Linked DNA regions of Homo sapiens: region 1 is linked to region 2. A link is an interaction called in ENCODE POLR2A ChIA-PET data of the cell type or tissue named here. Cell type or tissue: OCI-LY7. All regions are shown on one strand. Each heading gives the region's core, and the rest is flanking DNA. Links, peaks and the distances in the headings are about the cores only.

The links. Peaks named below come from ENCODE experiments on the same cell type or tissue, not always from the same donor. Only the 100,000 strongest peaks of a DNase experiment are listed, where the experiment ranks them.
Region 1: POLR2A ChIA-PET joins it to region 2 with 7 read pairs; 2 of 35 experiments call an interaction of 5 or more read pairs at or near these places.

What each region holds. Positions count from the first base shown.
Region 1 is chr14:38,089,144-38,096,835 of GRCh38, forward strand. No RefSeq gene overlaps it. Among named protein-coding and RNA genes, the nearest start is that of SSTR1, 110 kb to the right of the region's middle. In OCI-LY7, for the core only: no CTCF peak of the experiment used is centred there; no DNase peak of the experiment used is centred there.
Region 2 is chr14:39,395,564-39,402,862 of GRCh38, forward strand. FBXO33 (F-box protein 33) reads right to left here. Exons shown (of 4, transcript NM_203301.4): 2 at 6,838-6,948; 3 at 5,613-6,298; 4 at 2,121-4,224. The coding sequence ends at 3,953. Among named protein-coding and RNA genes, the nearest start is that of FBXO33, 33 kb to the right of the region's middle. In OCI-LY7, for the core only: no CTCF peak of the experiment used is centred there; no DNase peak of the experiment used is centred there.

The DNA of each region.
Region 1 (7,692 bases), core at 2,900-5,399, 1.3 Mb before region 2:
TACGTAAACAATTTCCTGACAGGTCATTCCCAATGTGGGCTAAATATATCATACAGATTAATGGTAGAAGGGTTTTTTCAGCTGAGTAGAAACAGAATATTGCCTTCCCAATATTAATACAGTGTTACATATAAAACCCAAATAATTATTGCACAATAACTCTTTTGGAGGTTGTTTTATAATACGTAAACACTTACAAAAAAGTAAATAATAAATGAAAGTGAAACCAAGTTCTTTACTCCGGTTCTTGCACAAAATAATTACTAGCCTTTGTAAGTGGTTATTTAAAAGGGAATAATAATAGCCAATAAGATAAGTCACAATTATAAATCATTTAAAAAATCAGCACCCTAATTATATTTTGGAATTATGTTCTAGAGAATACTCTTCAATGTAGTAATCACCCAGCTGGCTTCTTATAGCTGTGCCTTTTATAAGAGTTGACCATATTAGTGATTTTCCTGCCACATCAAGTCCCCATCTTGGTTAATACTATGCATAATCAGGCCCTAGGATATCTAGTTCTTCTAAAATGTATTGACTTTTTATTTTTTTGCATCTGCCTAAATTATTCTGCATCTTGCATTCCCTGAATGAACCAAGTAATGTTCAAGACATGTGTTGTATTTGTTCAATCCAGTTCTAAATTTGTGTCAGCTCCAGTTGGCCTTTTGAAAAGGGCATTCCCCTCAAAATCCTAATAGTCTCAGATACAACAAGTATGTAATAACTGAAAGACATCTCAGTAATACTCTATAGAGGCAGGATTTTATTAATCAAATTTCCATATGATTTCAATAATTATTCCTTTATCTCATAAAATAAGTATTTATTGATCCCCTAATAAGTGCCAGGCTTTGGGGCTGCAGAGGTAAAAAAGAAAATGTTGTGCTTCTGGAACTTGGAACTTAAACTCTAGAAAGTGAGACTTATACAGAAAAGCAAGTATAACATGATGGACAGATAAGTGCAATGCAGAAAAATTAAGAAGAGTAAGGAAATAAAATGTGATAAAGAGTGGTCAGGGATGCCCTCTCTAAAGGTGACAACATATATGCAGACTCTTGAAGTAAGGGGTGACTTATTCAATTATCTAGGGGTAAAGGACTCCTGACAGAGGAAATAGCAAATTTAAAAGCACTGAATAGGAACAATCATTGGCATATTTGAGGATCAGAAAGGAGAACAACAAGAAGGAAATTAATAGAAGATGGGATTGGAGAAACAGCAGGAAGAAGGTTACACAGGGCCTCAAACAGCGTTGGTGAGTAAGGACTCAGAGTAATATGAGAATGTGGTAGATTAAAAATGGCCAATAATTATTTGTTACTCTTTCCATTGAAAGGTGGCATTTAATTCCCTTTTCTTGAATTTGGCATGGCTGTGGTGACTTGTTTAGTCAATAAAATGTGCAAAAGTGATGTTCTGTGGTAATAACGGGTCATAAAAAGCCCTGCAGCTTCTGCCTAGACATGTTGGGATCTACCAACTACCATGTAAAAAGTGAGTCTACCCTGAGACCACGATGCTATGAGGAAGTCAAAGATATTCATTTAGAGAGCTATATAGAAAGAGAAACAAAGGTGTCCAGCCAGCCCCAGCTGTTCCATCCATTCCAGCCTAATTGTCAGATATGAGTGAAGAAGTCACTCACGTGGACAATCCAGCATCAGCAGATATCATATAAAGGAAAGCTCAGGCACTAGACATGTATGATCCTAGTAGGGCTATTCCAACTGCTGCTAGTCATTCAAATAACCTCTGCTGAGGCTCACTGGGGAGCAGAGATGGTTAATCTCCATTGTGCCTTTTATACTTTCTTGATCCACAAACTCATGAGAAGAGTAATGAGTTTGGGTTTTTTTTTAAATTTATATCTCTTTTATTGAACTTCTCATTTCATTCATATGCTATTCCTTTGATTTTGTTGAGTTGTCTATTTGTGTTCTCTTATCATTTGCTGATATTTCTTACCTCTGAGTATTGAGTGATCCATTATGCATCAATGGATAGCCTATAAGAAAAAAATTGAATAGCTGAGAGTAGAATTTAAACCTGAATTATGTTCTAAAAGGACCACTCTAGCTGCTGGGTTGGGCCTAGCTTTGTAACAGCGCAAGAATAAAGGCAGAATGATCAGTTAATTCAATTAAAAGTCCAGGCAAGAGTAAATAGTGGCTTGGATTAAAATAGTGGCATAAGAGGAAGTGAGAAATGGTTGAATTTGAGATATACTTTGAAGATAAATGATAACATTTGCTCAAAGTTACAGGTAATATTTTTATTTCAGTTTCAATTTTGAAAATATATCAATATGTCATATACTATACTCATGCAGAAATGCCTGGAACATATAAACAATGTGAAGACTCTTAAATAAATGAATGCATACTGAATCTTTCTTTGATTCAGAACCTGTGTTTATGTCTGGCTAGTCATTATGAGCATCAGATAAATATTGTATTTTCATTGTAGAAATTTGTATTGACTAAGGGCATGCCTAGAGCTTTTGGTATGCCTCTGTTTTTCCACAGAACTTATTTATTATTATTTTTAGCTCTTTTGCCAAATAATTATGAAGAATATTCTATAGCTATGTTGCTAGCTGTGAGAAAAAGTTGGCATAGTCTCTTTTGATGAAAGATGGAATTTTCTTATTGAAGGTAGACTTTTAACACATAATCACACAAATAACTAGGACAAATGCTACAGCCACAGCAAGGGCTGTAATAGAATTTGATTTAACAAGGATGAAAAAGGTTATCTTGAAGAAATTGGGTTAGTTGAGAGTTAATGTAAAGAGAAGTGGAAGAGTACTCTAAGCAGACAAAAAAAGCAAGTGCAAATGCTCTGTAGTGTCTAGAATATGATATACTAGTGAAACTCAAAGAAGACCTCTTCCTTCCCACTGTGCAATTTGTTTTCCGTACTGGAACTAGAATGATCTTTTACAAATCTGAACCTGCAAGCTCTCTCTTGCTTCTAAAAATCCTAGGATGGCTTATCTTCTCAAAGTGTAACACAGATAGTGATTCCATTTACTGTGCAGAAGCACTGGAGAAGATAAGGCTTGGGAAGAAAAAAAATGAATTAGGTTTTGGACATACTTTGTTTAATGTGCCTTTGAGACATGCTAATGGAGATGCCAAGAAGTGAATTAGATATATTGCTAGGGAAGTCTGGCTGCAGATGAGTAAGCTATCATTCTATAGGAGGTATTCAAAGCCATGGCATGAATGAGAGCGCTCAAGGACTGATTAAAAATCAGAAGAGAAAGATAATGAAGTTTACCCCTTTAGAAACCTCAGGGGAGAAGAATATACATTTATAAAGGAGACAAAGAAGGAGTAGCTGGAGAGATGAGGAAAACCTGGGGACTATGGTACCATAAAAGCCATGAGGAGGAGTGATGTCAGTAAGATGGTGATCATCATTCTGTAGAAACATCAATCTTGATGAATACTCGTGAATGAAAGTACATTTTTGGGACAGTGATAATCCATTGGAGAAGTTCTAGCACACCATTGGAACAAAAAAATTTCAGAATAGATGCATTGAAGAAAGCAAGAAGAACAGTTTTATTTTATTTATGTCAACCCTCCTTGAAAGTAGTACAGCTCTGTGCCAAGAGAGAACCCCTTTGCCTGCAGTTTCTCCCATGGGAGAAGGTGAGAGTGCAATAAATGAGGAACCTGCTCCCCCAAACATGTGAATACTGCCCAAAAGGACTAATTCTTTTTTACCTCACCCAGAAAATGGAGATGATTGGCATAGCTGAGTTGTTGGGAGAGACTAGGATCAGGGAAGAGAGGCCCTAATATCTTCTCCACATACTCCATCATCAAGGAGCCCACCTATAAGTCACTTGGGGTGTCTCACCTATGGATATTCCTAATTGACCCAAGGGCACTCCAAATGCTATGTGTGCCTCATGCCCCCCTCCACCAAGTGAACTCCCCAATGCTTCCCCATGGACAGCGAGTGAAAGCATGCCTCATAAATAGCCAGTTCCACTCTGTGGGACTGAAAGAAAAAAACACAAACCTGAGAACTTTGAGGCTCTTTCCAAGGGAAAACAAATGTGAGGCTCTGAGCATCTGGCTTGGCTTTGTGAGATTGAGAAAATACATCAAATCTTAAAAATTTAATCCCCATCGTAAGAGGAAACAAAGGTATAAATCAAGTGCATCCATAGAAAATGTCTGAGAGGGTCTCAAAATCCCTAGTCAAGCTGATTGGTGAGGATGTTTCTTTCTTGAAGTCAGTCAGTAAAGTCAGCAATGCAAGATGTCAAGAAACAGACAGAAACGATCAAAGAAACATAACACCATCAAAAGAACAGTATAGTAGTCTAGTAACCAACTGTGAAAGAAGTGGAAATCAACAAATTGCCTGACAAAGAGTTCAAAATAATTATTTTAAAGAAACTCAGCAAATGATAAGAGAACACAAATAGACAACTCAACAAAATCAAAAGAATGGCATATGAATGAAATGAGAAGTTCAATAGAGGGATATAAATTTTAAAAAACCCAAACAGAAATTCGAATCTAGAGAATACAATTAATGAAATGAAAAAATGAAATAGAAAGCATCAATAGCAGGCCTGTTCAAGCAGAAGAAAGAATCTGTAAACCTGAAGATAAGTCTTTGAAAATACACAGTCAGAGAAGAAAAAAGAAAAAAAGAATGAAAAGAAATGAATAAAGTCTATGAAATTTATGGGACAGAATCAGATGCATTATAAATGTTTCAAAAGGAGTAGAATGAGAGCTAAAGGGAAAGAAAGATTATTTAAAGTAAAAACAGTTAAAAATGTCCCAAATCTGGGGACAGATGAAACCAGTTACCAGACACTCAAAGGTCTCAAATCAGGTTCAAACCAAAGAAGAATTAATGAACACATATTGTAATCAAATTGTCAAGAATCAAAGAATTTTGACAGAAGCAATATAAAAGAGGCTTACCACATACAAAGGAACCTAAATAAGACTATCAGTCGATTTCTCAGCAGAAACCATGCAGGCCAAGTGAGAGCAAGACAGTATTTTCAAAGTGCTGAAAGAAAAAAAATCTGTCAGGCCGGGTGCAGTGGCTCATGCCTGTAATCCCAGCACTTTGGGAGGCCAAGGTGGGTGGATCATGAGGTCAGGAATTTGAGACCAACCTGACTAAAATGGTGAAACCCCATCTCTACTAAAAATCCAAAAATTACCCAGGTGTGGTGGTGTGCACCTGTAATCCCAGCTACTCAGGAGGCTGAGAAAGGAGAATTGCTTGAACCTGGGAGGCGAAGGTTGCAGTGAGCTGATATCACACCACTGCACTCCAGCCTGGGCGACAGAGCTAGACTCCCTTTGAAAACCAGCACAGGACAAGGATGGCCTCTCTCACCCTCCTATTCAACATAGTGTTGGAAGTTCAGGTCAGGGCAATCAGGTAAGAGAAAGAAATAAAGGGTATTCAATAAGGAAAAGAGGAAGTCAAATTGTCTCTGTTTGCAGATGACATGATTGCATATTTAGAAAACCCCACTGTCTCAGCCCCAAATCTCCTTAAGCTGATAAGCAACTTCAGCGAAGTTTCAGCATACAAAATCAATGTGCAAAAATCACAAGCATTCTATACACGAATAATAGACAGAGAGCCAAATCATGAGTGAACTCCCATTCACAATTGCTACAAAGAGAATAAAATACCTAGGAATACAACTTACAAGGGATGTGAAGGACCTTTTCAAGGAGAACTACAAACCACTGCTCAAGAAAATAAGAGAGGGCACAAACAAATGGAAAAACATTCCATGCTCATGGATAAGAAGAATCAATATCGTGAAAATGGCCATACTGCCCAAAGTAATTCATAGATTCAATGCTATCCCCATCAAGCTACCATTGACTTTCTTCACAGAATTTGAAAAAAAGAACTATTTTAAATTTCATATGGAAACAAAAAAAAGAGCCCTCATAGCCAAGACAATCCTAAGCAAAAGAACAAAGCTGGATGCATCATACTACCTGACTTCAAACTATATTACAAGGCTACAGTAACCAAAACAGCATGGTACTAGTGCCAAAACATTTATATAGACCAATGGAACAGAACAGAGGCCTCAGAAATAATGCCACACATCTACAATTATCTGTTCTTTGACAAACCTGACAAAAACAGGCAATGGGGAAAACATTTCCTATTTAATAAATGGTGTTGGGAAAACTGGCTAGCCATATGCAGAAAGCTGAAACTGGACCCCTTCCTTACACCTTACACAAAAATTAACTCAAGATGGATGAAAGACATAAACTAACTTAAGACCTTAAACCATAAAAACCCTAGAAGAAAACCTAGGCAATACCATTCAGGATATAGGCATGGGCAAAGACTTCATGACTAAAACACTAAAAGCAATGGCAACAAAAGCCAAAATAGACAAATGGGATCTAATTAAACTAAATAGCTTCTGCACAACAAAAGAAATTATCATCAGACTGAACAGGAAACCTACAGAATGGGAGAAAATTTTTGCAATCTATCCATCTGACAAAGGGCTAATATCCAGAATCTACAAAGAATTTAAACAAATTTACAAGAAAAAGCAAACAACCCCATCAAAAAGTGGGCAAAGGATATAAACAGATACTTCTCAAAAGAAGACATTTATGCAGCCAACAAACATATGAAAGGAAGCTCATCATCACTGGTCAACAGAGAAATGCAAATCAAAACCACAATGAGATACCATCTCATGCCAGTTAGAATGGCAATCATTAAAAAGTCAGGAAACAACAGTTGCTGGAGAGGATGTGGAGAAATAGGCATGCTTTTACACTGTTGGTGGGAGTGTAAATTAGTTTAACCATTGTGGAAGACAGTGTGGCAATTCCTCAAGGATCTAGAACTAGAATTACCATTTGACCCAGCAACCCCATTACTGGGTATATACCCAAAGGATTATAAATCATTCTACTGTAAAGACACATGCACACATATGTTTATTGTGGCACTATTCACAACAGCAAGGACTTGGAATCAACCCAAATGTCCATCAATGATAGATCGGATAAAGAAAATGTGGCACATATACACCATGGAATAAATACTATGCAGCCACAAAAAGGGATGAGTTCATGTCCTTTGCAAGGACATGGATGAAGCTGGAAACCATCATTCTCAGCAAAGTAACACAAGAAGAGAAAACCAAACACCACATGTTCTCACTCATAAGTGGGGGTTGAACAATGAGACACATGGACACAGGAAGGGGAACATCACACACCGGGGCCTGTCACGGATTGGGGGGCTAGGAGAGAGATAGCATTAAGAGAAATACCTCATGTATATGACGGGTTGATGAGTGCAACAAACCACTATGGCATGTGTACACCTATGTAACAAACCTCCACGTTCTGCACATGTACAAAAAAGAATTAGGGAGAGATACTTTCTCAGATAAACAAAAACTGATAGGATTCATCACTAAAACTGCCTTACAAGAAATGCTAGAGTGTTCTTTAAGATCATATGAAATGATGCTAATTAGTAACATTAAAACATACAAAAGTAAAAAACTTGCTGATAAAGGTTAAGTGTGTGTGTGTGTATGCATATGTGTGTGTTCCTTTTAAAGTATTCCCCTTTAAAGGAACACTTCCAAACTCATTTTACAATGTCAGTATTACCCTGACACCAAAA
Region 2 (7,299 bases), core at 2,387-4,886:
TCCTTGCCAACACATGGTATATCTTGCCCTTTTAAAAAAATCTTTCAGAAAGGATGATTCAAGTATCCTGAAAACTTACTCATAATACATCATCCGTTTCTTTCCACAACCAGCAAACCAAATTAATTAGTATACTGTACCAGGGGTGATACCCTGCAAGGACACCTAATGAGTCCTGGGGTGGCTGGAGCCTGGGTTGGTTGCCTTCTGATGCTTTCAGGCTCTTCTGAGCAGTGGGAGTGGAGCTGATTCTGAAAGTAGGCCCTGGACAGAGAGCAAACTCAGATACTCACTATTCCTAGCCAGATGAGTCACTGTCCATCACAGAAAAGGGTGGGGGGGGGGGGGGGGGGGGGCGTCTACAAAGCTGTGAAAGAAATACGTTCCAGGTGTCCAAAGAGCAGGAAGGAAGCCCAAGTGTGAGGCCCCCAGGTGTGGCTAGTTGGATTTGAAAGGGTTGGGAGCTGGAGGTGGGAGGAGGGCTCCCTGCAGCCTCTAATTGCCTTCACATATATATAAAGTTGGTGGCTGTTTACTCTTCAGTGGTGTCTCACCTAGCAGTAGGATTATGTAAGGGAGATTACAAATTAGAGCATCATGATTTTAAAATAATTGTAATAAACATCAATTTGAATTTGAACTTAACTCACAACATTATTTCCCAAAGAAGGAAGCGTTAAATTTCTTAGTTTCAACTGCATAAATTAACGAATGGTTATTTTTAAAAAAGACCTAAAAATTATTACCTGTTTGTGGGGTGTTTCTCATTGGTGACAGTATTAAAACATTTTAATCAAATGTCAATTAAATCAATTAAAACATCTGGCAAGATTTTATTTGAAAGTTCCATACAAATTCAGTATTTTTCCTCAAATCTTCTACATTTTTTCATCAATTATATAATTTAAAAAAAGTAATTTTTTTCTCTAATTCTTTCTGGTTTATACCAGTATGCTGTACAATATTTTCTATGTGTGCTACAACATGACAAAGGTTGGGAAACATTGATACAATGTGGTATGGTCCCTGGGTATTATTCACATCTGCTGTGTTACTCCATTAGCACTGTGTTATGTTACTGGCTTCATAAGGATCCAATATGACTCATGCTCTAAGTCCCAAGCAAGTTTCCCCATCTTTGTGTTCAATTTCTGCATCTTTGTGGTGGGGAAATGGAAAGTAATTTTAGATAGATATGTAAATTTCATATAGTTTAATAAGCTATGTTTTGAAAATATTTAATACCTTGGTTTAAAGATGATCTTGTGTATCTGTGAGCTACTGAGCTAACAGCAATGGAAAATTTCAATGAAGAATCGGAGTTTTAGCTAGCCAAGACCAATCCTTCATTTTAGAGATGAGGAAACCAAAGCTGAAAGAGGAGTCTGTGCTCAAGTAGAGCCAGAGCTTAGACTAGAAAACAGATGTCAAGCCTCCCAAATTTAGAGCTTTACTACAATAACCTTAACTTGCATGCTATTCATATTAGTAGACTTTCCTTTTTCGTACATTTTGGGTACGTCTTAAATATATACTTAAACATGTTGATTCATTCAAAGGACTCAGATGTGTCCAGGAAAGTAACGAAGTGGTAAGTAAAAAGTATAAGGACAATTATTTGTGAACACCAGATTATTCCAAGATAAAGCAGTGCCTGGAAGAGTCAATGTCTGGAATGATAAGGAAGGGAAGATGGAAGGAAGAAAAGAAGTCCTTTTGTTTCCTATGAATAAGAGCTGTGAGTCTCAACAACCAAGAACAGAGATCAGAATACCAAAATAAATAAAGGAATATAGGGGTTTATGAAGAATTTAATATTGGCATATCTAAGTATTTTTGCATTTGGTATAGGAATCTTCTTTTAAAAAAGCAGCCCCTCTAGTCTATAAATTAAGTTTTACCATATTGATAATGTAATGTATTCTAGGTGCATAATATACTGAGATTTTGTGCTAAGAAATCCAGTGTTTGTTTGCTTTTAAGCTTGTATTTTGTCAAAGTGAATTTCTGTAAAAAAATCTTCCAAACTATTCAGCTAAGACTTTTTATAATGTATCTCAAATTTAAGCTTTGCTGCACCAGAATACAACCAGAATACTAACACATTATTATACACAATATAAGGATTATTGCAGTTTATTTAACACTAAAAGTAGTCATGCTTCATATACAATAAAATATATTACAATGATCATTTTTAATGCTTTATTCATTGATTAAAAGAATATACATTTAACATAAACCATACAACATCAGTCATCAGGTCAAACATTCAGCTGGTTTCCTTACAGTTTCTGTCAGGAGTTATTTTATCTGATCACATTTATAAGATAAAATCTCACCACATCTGGCATTTACACACACTGTGCCAGTGGATTCACACTACTGATGTACATATAAAATCCGCATGGTATGTGCTCACTGGAGACAAAACAGTGCACACCTGTCAAAAGGTCATTTTAATATAAGATGGTAAAACCATTTGTAAAACACATATAAACTTTTTTCCATAAATAGAATCATATCTGGACATCTGTTGCATAAATTGTGTTTCCAAAGCTTACAATAGAGCAGCCAGGTCTCAGCACTGCTGGGCACCCAGGTTGGCTACTTACTTTATTATTGCAGACTGTCCTTTAACATTAAATGCACAACATTCGTACCACTTAAAACTGGGGTCAGGTGGAAGTCTCACAGAGACCACGTCTGTACCGCGGTTGCCCTGAAACAGTTAATAGGCTTTTAAAGCCTCTCAGATATAACAAGGTTTTAAAACATACTTCATGGAATGTTCTTCATGTATCATAGCAGCTCATACCTGTGATAGAACAAGCTTTCAGTTTTTCCTTTCTTTCCTTTACATTCACTATTCACAGTGAAACAGGTGCATGTTTTTTTTTTCTTTTTTTTTTTTTTTTGTTTTGTTTTTTCAGAGTTCTGAGGTTGCTGACTGAGCCACAGCACAGCTGTGTACCACAGGTCGAAATTCGACCTTAAATATTACAATCTAGCAGTATCTGGCTGGCCAGAGTGGGCCGGCCCCTGCCAGCATGTGGGCACTTCTTCATTAAGTCTATTCTTTGGCAGCTGACACGCGTGCTGACAGAGAAAAATCCAGTGACTTGTTGCTAGGGATTTCACGACTAATGTTTTTGCAAGCATGTGTATTTACAACTCTGTGTTTTTATTTCCTTTAGGAGATTTTACTCTGAAATACAGTTTCTTTCTTCCCCCACTATTTGAAATCTGGGCTAAATGAATGTGTAATGTAATTGATGAATAAAATTATGTCAGATATAGTTAAAAAATCCAACAATTTCAGTATTCGTGTTTACGTAAATGCATTTTTTTTAAAAGGATTAAGCAATGTTCTAACCTAGTACTATACAAAATTCAAAATGGTAACTGGTGATATCAACTATTAGATATGTAATGAAAGTTAAAGTCTTGGCTTTTCTGTTACAGATAATTCATTTGGGATATTATTTATCTTCCATTTGAAATCAAAATTAATGAAATGCTATCAGAATGCATGGATGCAGTGCATTGCATATAAATCTACCAGGCTATGGATATATATCTATATATGTATAAAAATATTTTGGCTCCTGAGCTCTGAACTCTGACACACAAAGAATAAAAACGTCAAAAAGGCAGAGTAACTCAGTGAAAAATAAAGTTAGCCAGCAACCTCAGACAATCTTCGGCTGTATATCCTTAAGGTTTGGTAACAAGTCCATTAACCGTGAAAGCCCTATACATTGTCACTTTGAACTTCTAAACCAATACCCGACTACGTTCTTTGATCAAGAAGTAGAATATACATATATAATTCTATAAAGCTAATACTGATTAAACACAGCACAAAAGGATTAATTCACACTACTGAAAAAAAAACATAATAGGACCCTACTTGCATATGTAACCACAGGAATTCTACATTAAAAAAAAGCTAAATGTCTTCACTGAAGCTTTGCATCTCTCTGTAAAAATGACGATTTGGTTCAGTGAAGACACTGAGTGATTCGATGTCCATGACTGCATGCCAAGGTTGACCCAGGCCCAGGGATACCTGCTCAATAAGGTTATGCACTGGATCTACATCCTGGTCGGCCAGTTCACCTTGGTCAAAATCAATGCTTTCTTCGGTGACTTCAAGCACTTTCAGATCAGAGCCCCGAAGACGAGCAATGGCAATGAGGTTGTGTGCCCACACCGTGTAACCTGAAAAATAAACAAAAGACAACACTGTAATTTCCTTGCATTTCCTTTTCTCTTTGGTAAGTCTGTCTTTTCCTCATTCAAAGCTTCTAGAGAAGCTTCAAATTTGTATCTCACTTACCGTTTTGGTCTTTTTCCTTTAGAAATATATTGAAATTGGAAAAGGAAACATGGTTGTATAGCCCAGAAAAAAAAAGGCTAGAAGTTGTGTTCAAGAGTTACCGCTATAGGTGGTGAATTGGCAGGTGATCTAATCCTTTATGACACTACTTCATTCAGTAAAATAGACATTTAAAGTATATACAAATAAATTTTATAGCTTTGGGTAAAGATGTACCATAAGGATGAAATTTTTAGTTCATATATGCATGTATCTGTTAACCACACGTGGTAAATGTATTTTTCATTTGTGAAAAATCATCTCCTATAATGCTTTGCGAAGTTATGTAGTGACACTTTAAAGGTAAACTGTTAATTGTCAGTAGCAAATACGTAAATTATAAAACAATCATGTGAATGATATGCACCAACTTCAGAATAATAACTACTTCTGGGAAGGAATAAAGAGGAATGAATACGGGGAGCTTTAGCATAAAGAAGAAAAAGGCTTTAAAAAGACTGGCTTAAATTAACTTTTAAATAACCTGATATGTCTTTAGCCCATTGTGTTTAGCACTTTCAGTATTGATCTAGTCTTTTCTGCTACCTCTGATGACTGGCATAAAGCAAGACTTGAAAAGCAAGGCATACATTCCCAAATACAAATGCACACTAAAAAAAAAATAATGAAACAGTGCTAGTAGGATAGCTAATAAGAGAGTTTAAGACATTCTTATAGACTACTTTGTAATTATCTTACAAGTATCCGAAAAGGAAGTAAATTTATTTGTCAGAATACCAACTCTAGATCCAAATGAGAACAGGTCACATTAAAATGAAAGAAGCATATCAATGGAACCATCGTTAAAAAAATTATATACATTAATACTTTGATACCAAGAATCTAAAAGATGAGGTAGTGAGCATGAAAGAAATCATACATTCTCTTCCCCCGCACTATGTTTTAAGGGGTCGTGTGATTAGAGGAAATATATCTACCACAGGTATGTGTGCTTTCTTAGCTAAATTAATTTCACTGATTTTTTATGAAATACTGCCATTCACATGATGGACAAAAAAGTAACAGGGAAGCTGGAGCAGAACACTTGGGTTTGAATATGATTTTCCTTTTGTAAGTGATATATCTTGCAAACTTTAAAAAGCATAAGAATCTGTATATCAACTTGATACAAGATTTCTTGATACTATAAAGGTCAGTGCTATCTCTTTACTGGCAGAAAATGTTTTCGGTCTAATTCCAGTATCAGATTACAATGAACAAGATCACCTACCATGAATTGCCAGAAGAGAGAGCTTTGTGCACCTCCATGCTAATAAAACCAACGGATCTTCATTTCGGTTGTCACTAAGATCTGGAAAACCAGATGTGTCAATCACATCATTCATTAAAATAAAATGAGTGAGGAACTTGTCATATTGCCTGGATATAAGATCAACAATAGCCCCTGAAACACAAGTGATATAGCTATCAAAATGAATCCTCTCTAGTGGTATACTGGGTTTCAGAATCTTTAACATATCTTCACTCTTGATATCAAAAGCCATTATATAGACCCGAAAGCTGGTGCTCTTTCGTGACAGGGCTTTCCAATGCTCATCATTTGGCATGTTGTCCAGAGACTTGTGCATTACAGAAACATTGTGAACCAGAAGAGACAGTCGTTGCAAAGGCACATGGTTGCTATCAGTTAAGACTCTTGCCATCTCAGCTGTAAAGTCACAAAAATCCAAGGCAAGTGAGTGCAGATTCACAAATCGCTCCAGTTCAACTGCAGTAATAAGAGTGCTGTTACCAGGAATATTATTGTCCAGTAAACTGAGGTGCTCCATGGTGTTGGCAACAGCATTAGAGAGAGATGACAGTGATGTTGGGGTTACTATTTCCAGCATAAACCCACAGGACAGCCATTTCAGTTGCCTACTATTACTCAGGATTTCTTCAAACAGTTGCTGAATTCTATAAGGAAAACACATGCCACAGTGATCCCATTAACATTTAGTTCTAATCTTTTAACACTGACTTTTGAAAATAGGCAATGAAAAGCATGCAATTTTGAGATCTATTTTTCCTCATTAGGTAATTTCGATTCAACCCACAGTAAATACCATTAAAATTCACATTAAAATATAATGAATAAGGTATATTAAACATAAAGATCTATTAAACACGTAGAAATATGTTCCTCATCCAAGAAAAGCACCACTTATACCCGTTTAGTAGAAAAGTAGGATAACATACAATTTATGTTATAGCAAAGGCAAGTAGAGGAATAATTTTAAATAGCAATAATTATCCACTAAGTTACTTGATTTTTCTTAAAGATTTATGAGATGGAATGGCAGATGCTGATCACTGTATTTCACCATTAAAACATTTCCAGGACCTATGTTCCTTTTAGGAAAAAAATCATTACTCTTCTGTTTGTATCTCATAATTTCTTAGGAAAAACATATTATTAATAGTACAACCTCCTTTCCATTAACCATATAACTTACTGTTTAATTTTTTTGCCATCAGGGTCCACCTTGCTGAGGTATGTATTTGACAAACTTCCTTGCTGTTGTAGAACACTTATGTCTCCAAAAAGACTAAACTTCTGAAGGTTCCTACAAGAACAATCATTTAAAATGATTTGCTAAATAATTTATACTTAAAAAATATAAATATAAAAAATAAGAATATGCAAAGGGGATATTCTAGGAAGGTTTCTATTTTATAACTCAATTAGAATCCAGTTAAGTACTTTCAGATTGCTTTATACATATATTCAGATTTTTTTTTTTTTTTTTTTTTTTGAGACGGAGTCTTGCTCTGTCACCCAGGCTGGAGGGCAGTAGCGCGATCCCGGTTCACTGCAGGCTCCGCCTCCCGGGTTCACACCATTCTCCTGCCTCAGCCTCCCGACTAGCTGGGACTACAGGCGCCCGCCACCATGCCCGGCTAATTTTTTTGTATTT